3 separate regions of the Homo sapiens genome follow, and all the other regions are linked to region 3. A link is an interaction called in ENCODE POLR2A ChIA-PET data of the cell type or tissue named here. Cell type or tissue: OCI-LY7. All regions are shown on one strand. Each heading gives the region's core, and the rest is flanking DNA. Links, peaks and the distances in the headings are about the cores only. Region 1 has its middle 47 kb from the start of TMCO5A. Region 2 holds the start of LOC105370775 (a long non-coding RNA gene). Region 3 has its middle 34 kb from the start of RASGRP1.

Region 1 (5,522 bases), core at 298-5,297, 620 kb after region 3:
TTGCACAAGCAAATATCTACAACTATGTGTGGCAGATTTTACTGGATATTGAGGTAATCATGTACTCATGTTGCAGCGCTGTTTAGAAAATATTCTAACATTGAATATTAGCTTTTCTGGTCCTCTGAAAGTCCCTTCTCCATTTCCACCAACTTAGATTTCAGAGTCTCATGACATTGTTCAGCTTTCTCTCCTACTGCTTCTCTGTCTCCCAGTTGTGATAAAAAAAAATCCTTATATTATTATGAAGAGCATTTTAGCTCTAGCACTTACCACCTCCTCCCTCATTCACACTTTGCACAGCTTAAGATTTATTAATGTGCTTTGCTAAAAAAAGCTTCATGTATTTCAAGTGTTACCCTTTCTTCTCTACCCTGCCCCCCTTACTTTTTACAGAAGCATGGAGAGGAATATGAAGCTTTATTTCCCCAGAAGCAACACTTAGAATACGTAAGACTTAGAAGAGTTAGATGAGCAACATGTATCCTCTCATGACCTCAGAAGACATAAGTGTAGTTGACAATCTCAGCACTTTGGGAGACCGAGGTGGGTGGATCACCTGAGGTCAGGAGTTCGAGACCAGCCTGACCAACATGGTGAAACCCCGTCTCTACGTCTCTACTAAAAATACAAAAATTAGCTGAGTGTGGTGGCAGCCACCTGTAATTCCAGCTACTTGGGAGGCTGAGGCAGGAGAATCACTTGAATCTGGGAAGCGGAGGTTGCAGTGAGCCGAGATCATGCCATTGCACTCCAGCCTGGGCAACAAGAGCGAAACTCCATCTCAAAAAAAAAACAAAAAAAAAAACAGTAAAAAGAAAAAAAAGGACTCACAAGACTGGGATCTTATTCTAGCTCTGTCACTAGTTAATTGTGTGATCTTGGGAAAGTACCTCATGGTACCTGAGAAATAATCTCTAAATTTCTTGCCAATTCTATGAGTCTGTGATTTGAGAGTCCCTCTGGTGCCTAGTTCTTCTATAAATGTAGTCAAGGTTGGGGTTTCTCCCTTCACAGGTAGGTGAACTTTCCCCTACCTTGGGCTGTGCCCCAACATCTCCCTGGCCAGCCATCTGCTCAATGCCTGTTGTCAGAAGCAATAGAGATTTTACAGACAGGCCAAGCTTTGGGGCCAGATACAGGCATATATCCTGTTTTTTTTCAACTCAGAACCTAGGTTGTGCTGTTTACTCAGTGAATCTGGCTTATTTGTGAACTGAAACTGCGCATAATGATATCTACCTTAGAAGATTGTGTAAAACAATGATGCACATGAAGCACTAAAGTGAAGTGCCTAGCACATCGTAAGTGCCCATAAATGGAACATTATCATGTTTGTATAAGGGGGAAAGGTGAGTGTCATGGCAAGCACATGACATGCTCTTTCTGGGTCTGCTGACACACTTGCATGTATATGGAAGAATGAACTCAGCTTACTGTACGGATAGCTCCCAAACTTTAGTTTTACTGGGTAGAAAATAAAAGTTAAGAGAGAGAGCTGAATGGTTCTAGGCAGCAATTTATTTTAGGCTACGATGAGGAGGGGAAAGGTAGATTGATTAAAGAGATGGGAAGAGAGAGGACTATGAATAGAAAAAATAAAACATGTCCAAGGGGATGATTCAGTTTCTGCAGTATGATGACTGACAGGCATCCTTTGCCTTTGTCTCCATGAATCATATATAAATATATATATACACACACATATATATATGAAATATAATATCTATTATATATGTCTGTTATATAATATAACTCAATATATTTATATATTATATATTTATATATATTTATATATTATAGATATTTATATAATTATAAACATAGATCATATAACATATGTGTTAATATATTATATCTGATATATATCATATACCTACTATATATCTATATTATATGTTAGATATAATATATAATTATATATTATAAATTATAGTATATATAATATATTAAATAATATATAAACAATTATATATCATAATAATATATAATATCTATTATATATAGATAATATATAATATCTATTATATATAGATAATATATAATACATAAAATATCTATTATATAATAGGTGTTATATATATTTGTATATAATTGTAATATATAAGATATAGAATTATAAAGACATAAGATTATTGTAACCTAATATATGTGGCATTGTGGAGTGAGATCTATCTCTGGCACTTGTCAAAGTGTGAAGTCCTGCTTCAGTGTGCGCATAGGTGTAAGGACAGAGACCTCATAAAGAAATTCACTGAGGATGCATATTCTGAAGATTTAAGGTGGATTAAAATGGTAGGTAGTGTCTCAGCCCTTGGGATTGATACTCAAATACTTTATCATCCACATCTATCTGTTTTCCACATCTATTCTCTTGAAGCTCAAATCTGGCTACAGCCTATGTACCTGTGAAAAATGGGACAAGTTTGCTGTTATCTTGGACCTTGGTCCATCTGTTCCGCATCTAGCAGGAATATAATTTACTTACATGAATGACTAGCTTCTGAAGAGATCTTGCAAGTGTCATGGAATAGTGGCCTCTACTGTTCATGAGGGAAACAGGCTACTGTGGTCAAATCATAAGGGAATACACTGCTTCAAAGGCCAATGCAGGCTGCTCCGTTGTCTGTAATGATTAAGACACTGTTGGGAAGGCCAGCTGCTGGCATCTATAGCCAGTCTCTTCTGTAAATATTCATCAGGAGAAGCAAGCCAGCCAGCCAACAGCCGTTTATCTCCCCTACAATAGTTTCTAGTCAGGCTGTAACCTCATGCTACATAAAAATGTTACCTTCCCAGGTCTGCACTGTAAACACAGAAAAGCAGCTATTAGTTTTGCTCCTTATCAGAAATGTATTTTGTTTTCTATATTTTCAGAGACAGGGTCCTGCCATGTTTCCCTGGCTAGCCTTGAACTCCTGGGCTCAAGTGATCCTCCCAACCCCGGTCTCCTGAGTAGCTGAACCTACATGCGCTTGTCACTGTGCCCAGCTAGAAAGGTTTTTTTAAAGCAATGATTTTAACCATTGGGTGTTGCCTTTAAGACCTCTGTTTCTGAGTATTATAAAATCAAAAATTTTAAATCATTTTAAGGAAGCAAAGTTAATAGCTGCAGTAAAATAAAAGCACATAAAGTGGCAGCTGTTCATTGTCAAAAGTTTACACTGGCGAGGAATCTTTCTCTCTTTTCCTTTCTTATCTTTTAAAATAAAACCATTTAAAATACCACTGAATCTCCTTCTACGGTAATACTGTTACATGGCAAAACTATTCTGCTGGCTTGCTCCGCCTTCTGGGACCAGTTTTTTTTTTTTTTTTTTTTTTTTTGCTGGCTTTCTCTACCTTCTGAGCAGAAATTTGTACTTTGTATTCTCACCTTCAGCAGCTATATTCTGGGTATGATTCCAAAGAATGCAGTCAACATTTACCTTTACTTTAAACAACAAAAGGGAAAATGTTATGGATTTTAAGCTGGCAGTGGAGATTTGATTCTTCTACAATAACTTTTGAACTGTTTTCTCAGCATTATTCTGCTTAGCTACAGCAGAGAAAATAGAGTGATGAATAATGAAATATTCATGAAAGAAAAATTTTAAAAAAAGTTTTCTTAAAATAAATTGATTCTAAAACCACAATGTGTGAAAGCACTTTTTTATGATGCCAACTTTCAGATTCATGGGTTTAGAGGGTGTGGATTTGTTGCATTATCATGTGGCAGGGTGCTGGTAAATGGGAGCCTACCACATTTTGACAAGAATGAAGTCCAGTTTGATGTAGCATTGGCCACCCAGTGGGAACAAACTTCCAGGTTCCACTGAATCTCAGAGTTCCACTGCCATTCAGTGTAGAAAGAAAGACACTAGATTTTTTTTTTTTTTTTTTTTTTTTTTGCCAAGATGGCTGACTAGAAGCGGCTGGTGTGCGCCGCTCTCACAGAGAGGAGAAAGAGTGGCGAATAAGGCGAATAAACATTAGCTCTTCAACTGGATCATGCAGGTGGACAAGTTGGGATTCATCGGGGAAGCAACACAACTCATGGAGAACGGAGAAGAGAGAGACAGGACAGCTACCCACCCAGGATCGGCAGGGAGCCGGGAGAGGCTCCCCACTGCCGGGAAATGGGCCTCTAGACTGACATGAGCTGCTTGGAGCCTGGGCAGAGCCACCACTCAGGCACACGTGGCTTCCTGAGGATCTTAGACCCCTGGGCACCCTGGCACCAGCTATTGCAGCTCTGGCGGTGGGGGCAGCAAGACTCCTTCACACCTCCCTGGGATAGAGGCTGAATCGACAGGGCTGAGGAGTGGACGGACCGCAGGCCTTACCTCCACTGCACCCCACCAGCCTAGGCCCACTGGCCTAGGACCCTAGTGCAGCCGCCGGTACCGCCTGAACTCTCTGGCCTCTGCACTTCCCTGGGATGGAGTTTCCAGTAGTGGCAGGCAGGCCCCTTAGTTTTCTGGCTTTGCAGCTCCCAGCTCCCGCTGCCCTCAGACTCAGGAGGGAGCAAATCAATTAAAGACTAACATAGCCCCCAACACAGTGCAGCTGTCTTATGAAAAAGTGGCCAGAATGTTTTTCATAAGACACAGTGCAGCTGTCTTATGAAAAAGTGGCCAGACTGTTTTCCATGTGGGTCACTGCCCCCACTTACCCTCAGTGGGCAGGGCCTCCCAACCTGGGACCCCAGCCATCTCACCCCTCCTGGGGTGCTGGTAGCAGCTCTGCCCTGCGATGGAGCTCCCAGTGGTGGCAGACAGGCCTGCCCTTTTTGGCTGCTCTGGAGCTCCTGCCCTTGCTGCCCTGAGGCTTGGGAGAATGTGAAAAGATAAAGGACTAATGCAGCCCTCCACCGAGCACAGCTGCCTTAAAGAAAAGTGGCCACTCTGTTTTCCTCATGGTTCGCTGTCCCTACTACTCCTTATTGGGCAAGGCCTCATAACCTGGGTCCCCACTCACCCCATCCCCGCTTGGGTGCTCAGGCAGGTTCTAAACCCACAATGTGTGAAAGTAGTTTTTTATGATGCCAATTTTCAGATTCATGAGTTTAGAGGGTGTGGATTTCTTGATCTGTCGTGTGGCAGGGTGCTGGTAAATGGGAGCCTACCACATTCTGCCAAGAATGAAGTCCAGTTTCATGTGGCATTGGCAGCCCTGCACTGCCCTCGGACAGAACTCCCAGCAATAGTGGGCAGACCTGTTATTTTTGTTCTCTATAGCTCCTGCTCCTGCTGCCCTCAGGCTTGGGAGGGAGCAAAAAGACTAAGGACTAAGGACTAAGGAGGACCTCCAGCACAGCACCGCTGCCTTACGGAAAAGCAACAAGACTGTGTTCCAGGCAGGTCCTGTTACTCCTCACTGGGCAGGGCCTTTGACATAATTAAGATCTGTGTCCCTGCCCAAATCTTATGTTAAATTATAATCCCCAGTATTGGAGGTGGGGCCTGGTGGGAGGTGATTGGATCATGGGGAGGTGGGGCCTGGTGGGAGGTGATTGGATCATGGGGGTGGATTTCCCCCTT
Region 2 (5,522 bases), core at 131-5,130, 74 kb before region 3:
CTTTCCAATGAATTTACCCTTATTTCTCCCCAGAGAAATAACTTTCTGATTTTCATCACCAAGGGTTTGTTTGGCTTATTCCTGATTTCATATAAATGGAATCAGACTGTAAGCTTTTGTGTCTAGTTCTTTCAGTTACTATAAGATATTGAGACTAACCAGCCACAATAGCATCAATGCCCAGCTCAAAAGACATAGCTCCACTGGCCTCTATGCCCAGCAGGCCCATCTGTAATATTTTGTTTTTACTTTACTTTTTTTTTATTTGTGAGACAGAGTCTCTCTCTGTCAGCCAGGCTGGAGTGCAGAGGCACAATCATGGTTCACTGAAGCCCCCACCTCCCAGGCTCAAGCAATCCTCCCACCTCAGCCTCCCAAATAGCTGGTACTATAGGCACATAGCACCACACCTGGCTAATTTTTGTTGTTGTGGTTGTTTTGTAGAGACAAGTCTCACTGTTTTGCCAGGGCTGGTCTTGAATTCCTGGGCTCAAGTAATCCTCCTGCCTCGGCCTCCCAAAATGCTGGGATTACAGGCATGAGCCACCAGACCCAATCCATCTGTAATCTTCTGTTCATCCCCGATAACTTTCTTTAGCTGGGATACTGAAATGTAGGGCATCTCTAGAAGAAGGATCTGGGAGACATTTAAGACTGAGAAGCAATTGAGAGAATTCAGGCCTAGAAACAGACTTAGGAGAAGGAAGAGAGAAGAAAAAGCGGGACAAATAATGGTCATACAATATTAGGTCTGTCATCTGAAAGGGGAAATAGACTTTCCATGTACAGTTCCAGAATTAGAACTCGTGGGTGGAAATTACTGGGAGGCAGTTTTCAGCTCTATATAAAGAGGAACATCTTTCAACAACAGGTCACTGGGGTACCTTGAATGGTAGTTAAGCTTCTCATCACAGGAATTGTTCACAAAAAGGCTAATATCCATTTGTCATAGATGCTGTTAAAGGAAATCCCCCATTAGGTAGGCGAGAACATCTTCCTATGTCTTGTGGCTTTCAGTTTAGACAAAGGTAGGCTTTACCTCCACTTTATACTAGCGGGTCAGTGCTGGGTTTTTTATTTTGTATATTTTATATTGGCAAGAAGGTCATATGATTTTCACCCCATGTACCTTAGAAACAGCTGCTGCCATGAAAACTTATTAAGCCTAAGTATTCAGAACTCAGAGTGAATTCTGCATTTTCATTTTCTCTCTCTCTCTTTTTTTTTTTTTGTTTTTTTTTGAGACAGAGTCTTGCTCTGTTGCCCAGGCTGCAGTGCAATGGTGCAATCTCGGCTCACTGCAACCTCCGCCTCCCGGGTTCAAGTGATTCTCCTGTTTCAGCCTCCTGAGTAGCTGGGATTACAGGCATGCACCACCACGCCTGGCTAATTTTTGTATTTTTAGTAGAGACGGGGTTTCAAACCATGTTGGTCAGTCTGGCCTCGAACTCCTGACCTCGTGATCTGCCTGCCTTGGCCTCACAAAGTGGTGGGATTACAGCAGATCCCAAGTTGACCTCTTTGACCTACAAATCTCAATTTATTTAAAATTATTATTATTATTTTTTTGAAACAGGGTCTCACTCTGTCACTCAGGCTGGAGTGCAGTGGCATAATCTCAGCTCACCACAACCTTTGCCTCCCAGGTTCAGGCAATTCTCCTGCCTCAGCCTCCCCAATAGCTGAGATTACAGGCACCTGCCACCACATCCAGCTAACTTTTGTATTTTTAGTAGAGACGGGGTTTTGCCATGTTGGTCAGGCTGGTCTCGAACTCCTGACCTAGGTGATCCGCCCATCTTGGCCTCTTAACGTGCTGGGATAATAGGCATGAGCCACCGTGCCAAGCCCAAATCCCAGTTTTAACAAGTATCTTCATTGTCTTCATAGTTTGTCCTTTGCATTTTTCCTCCTCCACCGGCTTTTTAGCTTTAATCTATCATAAAAATGTTTCAAACAGCTATGTGATGCCTAGAACTTTCCTTCCCTTTCTCAAAGCCACCATCCCTGAGAAGCCGGTCCATGAACCTCACCCGCTTGCTTCACTCTCTGACTCCACCTCTCACAGTCTGTAAACAGCCAGGGCATGCCAGTGTGACCTCATTTACACATTGCCTTACACAAATAGCAAAATTGTTTTTAGGAATACATGTTATGTTTCATAATACCTCAAAGCAAAGAAATCTCATTTATTTTTTAATCTACATGCATTCAGCAACGTGATTTTTACGGTGAAAGCAGAAAGGGCTCCCACATTGCAGCCCCAGGTGATTCATGGAGAGAAACCACTCCCAGTGGCTGCCCCCTGGGAGGCCTGGTCAAGGCGGCTCTCCCGGTCAAGAAACATCTCATGAGGCTCTCCTTCCACCCAAATATTTACATGAGGCTCTGCCCAGCCACACCCCTTCAGGAGACCAGATGGGCATGACTGAGCTAAAAGAGCACACGGATGAGGATGCAAAAGAGCTAACGCAACCTTGACTTTTCAGAGCTGATTCTGCTTTCAGAGACCATCTAGTCAGCCCATTCACCCAGAGAGAGGAAATGGCATTCACCCAGCGCCTACCTGTTAGTAAGGGGGCAGAGCTAGGGCAGGAACTCACGTTTCCCTATTTGTGATTAACTCATCTTATACGATGAGCTAAACATGGATGAACAAACGTTATTGTATCAATGGGAACTGGTGTAACACACAAACTGCGATTGACTTGGTCAATCACTACTGTCTGACATTGACTCCCTAAACCCCAGTTTCCTCTTCTGTGAAATGGGATATTCACACCTACCTTATGGTGTTTGTAAAGACAAAGAGGGCAGAAGGCATGGAGATGGCCTGCTGCCTATTGACATTCACTATTAAAAGATTCCCTGCTCTTTTGTTGCAACTCAGCCAGCCTCTAGCATTCATTTCAGGTCTGGTGTCTCCCTAAAACATACCAAAAATTGTCTCAAACATTTGAAATATGATTAACTTTATGGGCAACATTAAAATCCTCCTCTTTAAGGTGAATATTTTTCACATTATCTTTCTGCATCGTCTGGGCTAGTCAGAGGACATTTTTGAAAGTGTTTTGTGACTCAGCTGCTGTTTGAAACATCTGGGGCTTATTTTTCACCTTTGAAGAACACAGTACCTCTCACTTCTACCTCTTGTAGAGCATCAAATACACTGGCACATTGGCTAAGGTAACACACATGCAAAAAAAAATTGAGTGAATGATGCCTGGATGGAAACTTCTCCCCAAGAATCTCTTACTTTAGTTTCCAAACATACTCACAGAGGATAAAGGCCCTGCCGGCACTGGGAGGGAACAATAGAGAGGGAGGGAGAGAGTACTCTTCCTTTGTAGGAGGTGGGGAACAATGAGACTCAGAGAGATACAGAGTAATCATGCTTTGGGTTGGGTAAATGGGCCCAGAGCATAGCCTGAGCTTCATGACATTGCCATATGTTCCCTGGCTGAGAGGTGACTCAGAGGCAGGAGTTGTGGAGGAGGTGAGGCCATCCACTATTGACCTAATCTGCCATCAGGCAAGGCCAAGTAAGTGGGCCTGCTGTTCTCCACACCCCCAGTCCCCAACAAGCATACAACACATACTCACACCCCGAAGCTGCAGCCTGTTCTCTCAGGACTTCCCCTTCAAAGCTGCCTTAGTGCTCTTCGTAACCTGATTTCACTTCTAAAAAACATGCTGTAGGGGAGGAAACACCCAGAGAAATCTGTCCCAGCTCTGTATCACCACCCCTCTCACTCCAGATGGTTCTAGTTGCGAAAGTTTGCATTCTGAGCTTTCAGATACGACTGTGCTCCACATCCCCTCCACCCATAGACCTTCGGAAATACCCCACTGTCTGATCAGGGGAACCTCCCATTTGTGTACTCATGTATTCTCAAATTAGGACTATTTACTTTGTCTTGGTATCCTGCACACATTATCACTTTTTAATTCTGACCCTAAGAAGCATGTACTGTTATCCTGGTTCAACGGAGGGAAGATGGAGACTTTAGGGAGATTACTCTCTCAGTAGGAAAACAGAATTCTAACCAGGTCTGTCTCCATAATGTTGCTCGTTCTACAATTAATTTCTCCCTAAACTGAACTCTCAAAAGGAATTTTTATTTTTTCTCTTAGGAAAATGAATCGATGCCCCAAAATTATTTTTAAAGCAATACAATGACATTCTTGGTTGCATATACAAAATCGATTGCCTTCTTTTTTTTTTTACCAATATAATCCCCACTTTGATTTTTGTTTCCTACAGCCCATGTCTCAAAGATGCTGATCCCACCCTCAGATCCAGAATGGGACAAACTAGCATATGAATATCACTTTCCTCTTGGCAGTGATTGGTTCAGAAATGGCCATGTGAGCCAATTCTGGTCAATAAGACTAGAGAATAGATTTGATAATGTCTTCTGGAAGCTTCTTTCTCAGTTTTAAGAAAGAACCACAAATAGTAGTCTCTCTCTCACTGAATGTGAATAAGAAAGAAAGCAGCCACAATGACTACTGATAGCCATCCCACCGTAAGAAGAGCCAGACTTAGGATGAAGCCAACCAGCCAACCCTGGGAATGTCACAGAAGAGAATGAGAGTAATGAGACATCACTTAATGACATCACTAAGACATTGGCTCAACCAACCCTGAGGAACACCCCCCACCTCTGGACTTCCTGCCTTGTAAGCAAAGAAATGTCATATGACGTTAACTGATTTGAATTAGGTTTTCTGTTTTTCACAGCTGAAAGCATCTTTAACTGATGCTGGGATTCACCACATTTCCTGCATCTGCAGAACTAGGCAATCATCATTCACATCTTAAATTATGGTCTGGAGGTACCACACACTCCTTAATCAACAAACAAAATGCAGATTTTGCAGGCGGTGAGTTCCGTGTGGTGCCATAAAGATGGCCACACATTCTTTGTCATTGGGAGGCCATTGAGAGTTGACATAAATTTCCCCTTCTCTTGAATCTGGGCTGGCCTTGTAGTTATTTTGACCAATAGAATGCAGTAGAAGTGACACTTAGTAATTTCCAAGGCTGACCCTTAAGAGATTTTTCAGCTTTTCTATGTGACTTGCAACACTTTCTTGAAACACAGCCACCATGCAAGACATCTACCTACCCTGTGGCCACCAGTCTGTGAAGAGCCCACACTAGCCATAATAAGAGAGACAGAAAGAGGGTCAGGGTGGAATAGCACTGAGGTACCAGATGTGGTAACACCTTTTGAAATGTAGCCAAGTGAAACCAGCAGAAGCAATATAGAACTGAATGACTGCCTAGTAGAGCCCTCTCCAAATTTATGACTCACAAATAAAATGGTGGTTGTTTTAAGCCACTAAATTGTGTGGTAGTTTGTTATATAACAATAGACAACTGGAACTGGAAGAAAACATAGAAACTTCTTTTTCAAAAGCTTCAATAGCAGTAGGAAAGCAAAAGCTTTCTGTGAACGCTTGTCTAAATACAAACTTCATTATCCAGCACACTCTCCTTCAAGTGCCTCAGTTAA
Region 3 (5,522 bases), core at 246-5,245:
TTTACCCGAGCATTCCATCCTATGCCTCTTCTATTACTATTTGTTTCCTTTAACCCTACTTTGTGTAAAAAAAAAAAAGAAAAACAGGGCTGGAGGCAGTGAGTAGTGAGTGGCCCATTGTCATCCAATTGCCTGACTCCACGCCTTGCTTGCCACTACCTCTGATGCCCATCTACAGACAAAAGCAGATGAGAAATAGCACCACAAAGGCAAGTACCAGTCATCCCTTAGTATCTGCAGAGGACTGGCTCCAGGACCCCCTCTCCAACACACCTCGGATACCAAAATTCAAGGATGCTCAAGTCCCTGATATAAAATGGCATGGTATTTGCATATAACCTACATACATCCTCCAGGATACTTTAAATCATCTCTAGATTACTTATAATACTTAATATATTTTAAATGCTTAATATAATTTAAATGCAAATTATTGTTATACTGTATTGTCTTATTTGCCTTATTTTTTATTGTTTTTTTTTTAATATTTTCCATTCCCAATTGGTTGAATCTGTGAATGTGGAACTCACAGATGTGGAGGTGTGACTATAGCCTGGTGTCATTAAATAAGAAACAGAAAGGAGACCCAAAGACCATCTGGTTTCCAAGCATGGTCCATAGACCACCTGCATCAGAATCACCTGTAGAGCTTGTTAAAAATGTGGACTCCTGTTGCCCACTTCTAAAGATTCTTAATTAGTTGGCGATGCTTATGTATTCCATAGTTTGTAAGTCATTATATTTTAGTCCAAATATCAAAAAGAAGGGAGCATGCTGCTCATCCTCTGTGGGCCTCACTTAAAAACTAGTCAGGGTAGAGCCAGACTGGGCTCCAGATATTCCACTGTGCAGGCCCTTCCCACCATGCTCTGCTGCCTGTCAGGCACAGTTAAGGTGGAGAAATGCAACCAGCTTGATAAAAGTGTTTTGCTTTTCACCATCTGTCTCCCATTTTCAAACCATCTGTTCCTTCTCATGAATTATTTTGGCTATTAAGGCACTAGAGGGTGATGATTAAAGCTGAATTCTGGACCCAGAATACCAGGATTTAAATTCTAACTTTGTCACTTTCTAGCCTCGAAACCCTGGGTAAGTTACATATCCTTTCTGTGCCTGAGTTTTGTAGTCTATAATAATTCTGATGGGGCTCAGGATATACCACCCCAAAATATGACTGTAGGAGACCAGAATATGCCACTCCAAAATATGCCTCTTTGGCATATTGATGATTTTGAGCTGGTTATTTTGAGAAACTGAAGACAAAGAAGTGGCTCTGAAAAGTTACCATTTTGTAAGAGAAATTTACATTTATAAAGAAAATCTCCATTTGTAAGTGTGTCTCCCTCTGCTAAATCACTAAAGATTGTTAACCAGTGGATGGAGAAGGCATGGACTTAAATCTGGATAACAAACCGTACCCTGTTTTAGGGTCCTTTCCCTGGCCATCTTGTCTTAACCAGGCTTTCCCCCACAACAAACACACACACCCTTCTTTCATAGAATGACTGTATTTAAGACTTAAATGCTTTCTTTGAGATCTACTCTAGAGATTTACCTATTTCTCTGGGTTTTCTCCCATGTATACATGAGGTATACATGTTCATAAACTTCTGTTTGTTTTTTTCTTGTTAATCTGTCTTTTGTTACAGGGAGTCCCAGTTAAGAAGAGTAGAGAGAAAATTATGTTTTCTCTCCTACATAGCTACTATTATTATTGTAAGAATTATACTTATTAAAGGAAGAGTGATGGTTTAACACAGCTTGTGAGAATTCAAATAATAGTGCACGTACTGGGTCTTAAACAGAGCCTGGTGTGTCATAAGTGCTCAGTAACTATCACCCTTATTATTATTGGCTTCTCTCCTATGATTTCCTTAAGATAGGAAGAGAGGGCTGGGCGTGGTGGCTCATGCCTGTAATCCCAGCACTTTGGGAGGCCGAGGTGAGTGGATCACCTGAGATCAGGAGTTAGAGACCAGCCTGGCCAACATAGTGAAACCCTGTCTCTACTAAAAATACAAAAATTAGCTAGGCATGGTGGCAGGCGCCTGTAATCCAGCTCAGGAGGCTGAGGCAGGAGAATCACTTGAACTCAGGAGGCGGAGGCTGCAGCGAGCCGAGATCATGCCATTGCACTGCAGCTTGGGCAACAAGAGAGAATATCTGTCAAAAACAAAAAAAGGAGAAAAGAAAAGATAGCAAGAGAGTTTAACAATTAATTGGGCAATCATGGGTATAATACTGAGGGGCAGTTGCCCCGTTACAATCTTAAGTCACTGGCCCATTACTCCCTCCCTTGGCCATTATCAGTCAAGTTCACTGCCCTTGAAGTTCTGCCCAGGTGCAGGTTTGGTGAGGACTGAGCTTGGCTGGTACAGAACTGTATGAGGCAAGTGCAAGAAAGGAAGGGAACTCAACCGTGTCTCTGTAACTATGCAGTATGTCATTCTAAAGTATTTTTCCTTTGGTTAGCTGTCAGTACAATTAAATGTGCATTTTAATACTTCTTCCCCTGATAAAAATCAGAAAGACATCTACTAAAACAGGGCATAGGCCTCTCAGGGAAGAAAAAGCTAGAACATCTTTCCTCCCATCCCCATTTTATCTTGTTCTTATATACCCCACCTCAAGCTTTCCTCCCAGACCTCCAAGTTGGTGACTTTCTTGGACTGGAACTAAATCCTGAGATCAATTCAGCACCACTTGCTGTGGCAAAGAAGAACTAGATTTCTTAAGCATTTAGTATAAATATCATCTTTTTAAAAGAGGATGACATTAAGAAGTGGTAACTACCAAACCAAAGCCTGTTATTTAAATAAAGAGCAAGTGTTACTTGTCATGAAGCTGAGTGTGTTGAAGTGTGCCCCAGCAATGAAAATCACTTTAGATAATCACTCTTCTTGCTTTTTAGAGAATTCATGAGACTCACCACGCATATCGAGGAGTTGGAAAGTCATTAAAAGTGGCTGAAGCATGGCATTTTTCAGCGCACCTTGCAGCACAGCTATTACACTGCCCTGGGGTAACACAGCTTGGTGAGCATATGAGTTTCTGAGACACTGCCTATTTATTAAACGAGTATTCATTCTATGATGCCCTGGGCACTAGAGGCCAGAGGGGATGTATAAGAAGATTTTGCTTTGGGCAGGGCACCATGGCTGATGCCTGTAATCCTAGCACTTTGGGAGGCTGAGGAGGGAAGACTGCTTGAGCTCAGGAGTTTGAGACCAGCCTGGGCAATACAGTGAGACCCTGTCTCTACCAAAAATTTAAAATTTAGACAGGTGTGGTGGTGTGCTCCTGTAGTCTCAGTTACTCTTGAGGCTGAGGTGGGAGCATAGAGGTCAAGCCTGCAGTGAGCCATGATTGCACCACTGCACTCCAGCCTGGGTGACAGACAGAGACCCGACCTCAGAAAAAAAAAAAAAAAGACTCTACTTTTTCTGGCCACTTGCTATCTGTTTAACTCTTGGAGTAAATACTGTAAATCTCTTTGAGGTTCAATTTTTCATCTGGAACACAGGGAGCAAAATAATTAACTACATTGGTTAGGATGCTTTTGTGGGGACTGTAAGTTACAGAAAAAGCATGACTCAAGAGCTTTAACACAATCATGGGACATCCCATTTTACATAACAGAAAGTGCTCAAGTATGAGCACAGGTATGCCAGGTAATTGGGGCCTGCATCTGTTCTCTAGGCTCTACCCCTCTCCCTCTGTGTTGGCTTCCTTTACAGCATGGCAATTCCAGGCAAATGTCCAAACACCGCAAGGTCCAGGGGAAGGAAGAAGGATGTCTTCCTGCATGCCTCATTTGTATCAGTGAGGAAACCTTCCCTGCTTCCCAACCAGGTACCAGACCAAGCTTCTCCTCCTACTTCATTAGCTGATACTATGTCACATGACCACCTCTGAACCAATCACTGGTAAGAGGTTACATGATTGGCTTAGACTATTCAGTACTTTCCCCTGGGCTGAGGAGAGAATCACCTTCCATGTCGACCAGGGGATAGGGAAGAAGACAAATACCTAAACGAGAGCAGGACTCTGCCAACAGGGATGGAGCAGTAGCTGGCTGGTGTGTAGGCACCCAATGCTGTCTCCTACACTGCCCACCGAACTCTTGTGATGAATAGATGAGACCATGAATGAAAATGGCCTACCACAGCGTCTGACTGTGAGGATAATAATAGCAGCTGACATTTTGGAGGATGTATAATGTGGTAGGCACTTTAGATGAGTTATCTAGTTTAATTAATACTCTGTGGGGTAGGAACCATTATCATGCTCATCTTTTTTTTTTATTTTTTTTTTATTTTACTTTAAGTTTTAGGGTACATGTACACAACGTGTAGGTTTGTTACATATGTATACATATGCCATGCTGGAGTGCTGCACCCATTAACTTGTCATTTACATTAGGTATATCTCCTAATGCTATCCCTCCCCCCTCCCCCCACCCAACAACAGGCCCCGGTGTGTGATGTTCCCCTTCCTGTGTCCATGTGTTCTCATTGTTCAATTCCCACCTATGAGTGAGAACATGCAGTGTTTGGTTTTTTGTCCTTGCGATAGTTTGCTGAGAATGATGATTTCCAGCTTCATCCATGTCCCTACAAAGGACATGAACTCATCATTTTTTATGGCTGCATAGTATTCCATGGTGTATATGTGCCACATTTTCTTAATCCAGTCTATCATTGTTGGACATTTGGGTTGGTTGCAAGTCTTTGCTATTGTGAATAGTGCCGCAATAAACATGTGTGCATGTGTCTTTATAGCAGCATGAATTATAATCCTTTAGGTATATACCCAGTAATGGGATGGCTGGGTCAAATGGTATTCCTAGTTCTAGATCCCTGAGGAATCGCCACACTGACTTCCACAATGGTTGAACTAGTTTCCCATCTCAGGTGCAGAGACACACATAGGCTCAAAATAAAGGGGTGGAGGAAGATCTACCAAGCAAATGGAAAACAAAAAAAGGCAGGGGTTGCAATCCTAGTCTCTGATAAAACAGATTTTAAACCAACAAAGATCAAAAGAGACAAAGAAGGCCATTACATAATGGTAAAGGGATCAATTCAGCAAGAAGAGCTAACTATCTTAAATATATATGCACCCAATACAGGAGCACCCAGATTCATAAAGCAAGTCCTTAGAGACCTACAAAGAGACTTAGACTCCCACACAATAATAATGGGAGACTTTAACACCCCACTGTCAACATTAGACAGATCAAGGAGATAGAAAGTTAACAAGGATAGCCAGGAATTGAACTCAGCTCTGCACCAAGTGGACCTAATAGACATTTGCATAACTCTCCATCCCAAATCAACAGAATATACATTCTTCTCAGCACCACACCGCACTTATTCCAAAACTGACCACATAGTTGGAAGTAAAGCTCTCCTCAGCAAATGTAAAAGAACAGAAATTATAACAAACTGTCTCTCAGACCACAGTGCAATCAAACTAGAACTCAGGATTAAGAAACTCACTCAAAACCGTTCAACTACATG

What was found. Peaks named below come from ENCODE experiments on the same cell type or tissue, not always from the same donor. Only the 100,000 strongest peaks of a DNase experiment are listed, where the experiment ranks them.
Region 1: POLR2A ChIA-PET joins it to region 3 with 13 read pairs; 1 of 35 experiments calls an interaction of 5 or more read pairs at or near these places.
Region 2: POLR2A ChIA-PET joins it to region 3 with 7 read pairs; 4 of 35 experiments call an interaction of 5 or more read pairs at or near these places.

The regions. Positions count from the first base shown.
Region 1 is chr15:37,979,006-37,984,527 of GRCh38, reverse strand. It overlaps a transcript of TMCO5A not described here. Among named protein-coding and RNA genes, the nearest start is that of TMCO5A, 47 kb to the right of the region's middle. In OCI-LY7, for the core only: a CTCF peak has its summit at 2,540 (motif pointing left); a DNase peak (open chromatin) is centred at 2,547.
Region 2 is chr15:38,670,022-38,675,543 of GRCh38, reverse strand. It overlaps LOC105370775 (a long non-coding RNA gene), which reads right to left and starts at 3,649. Exons shown (of 2, transcript XR_007064584.1): 1 at 3,604-3,649. RefSeq lists enhancers at 1,075-1,134, 2,063-2,112, 3,805-3,924, 5,058-5,127. In OCI-LY7, for the core only: no CTCF peak of the experiment used is centred there; DNase peaks (open chromatin) are centred at 2,483, 3,690 and 4,703; H3K4me3 peaks cover 3,039 bases; H3K27ac peaks cover 3,416 bases.
Region 3 is chr15:38,595,812-38,601,333 of GRCh38, reverse strand. No RefSeq gene overlaps it. Among named protein-coding and RNA genes, the nearest start is that of RASGRP1, 34 kb to the right of the region's middle. In OCI-LY7, for the core only: no CTCF peak of the experiment used is centred there; a DNase peak (open chromatin) is centred at 2,353.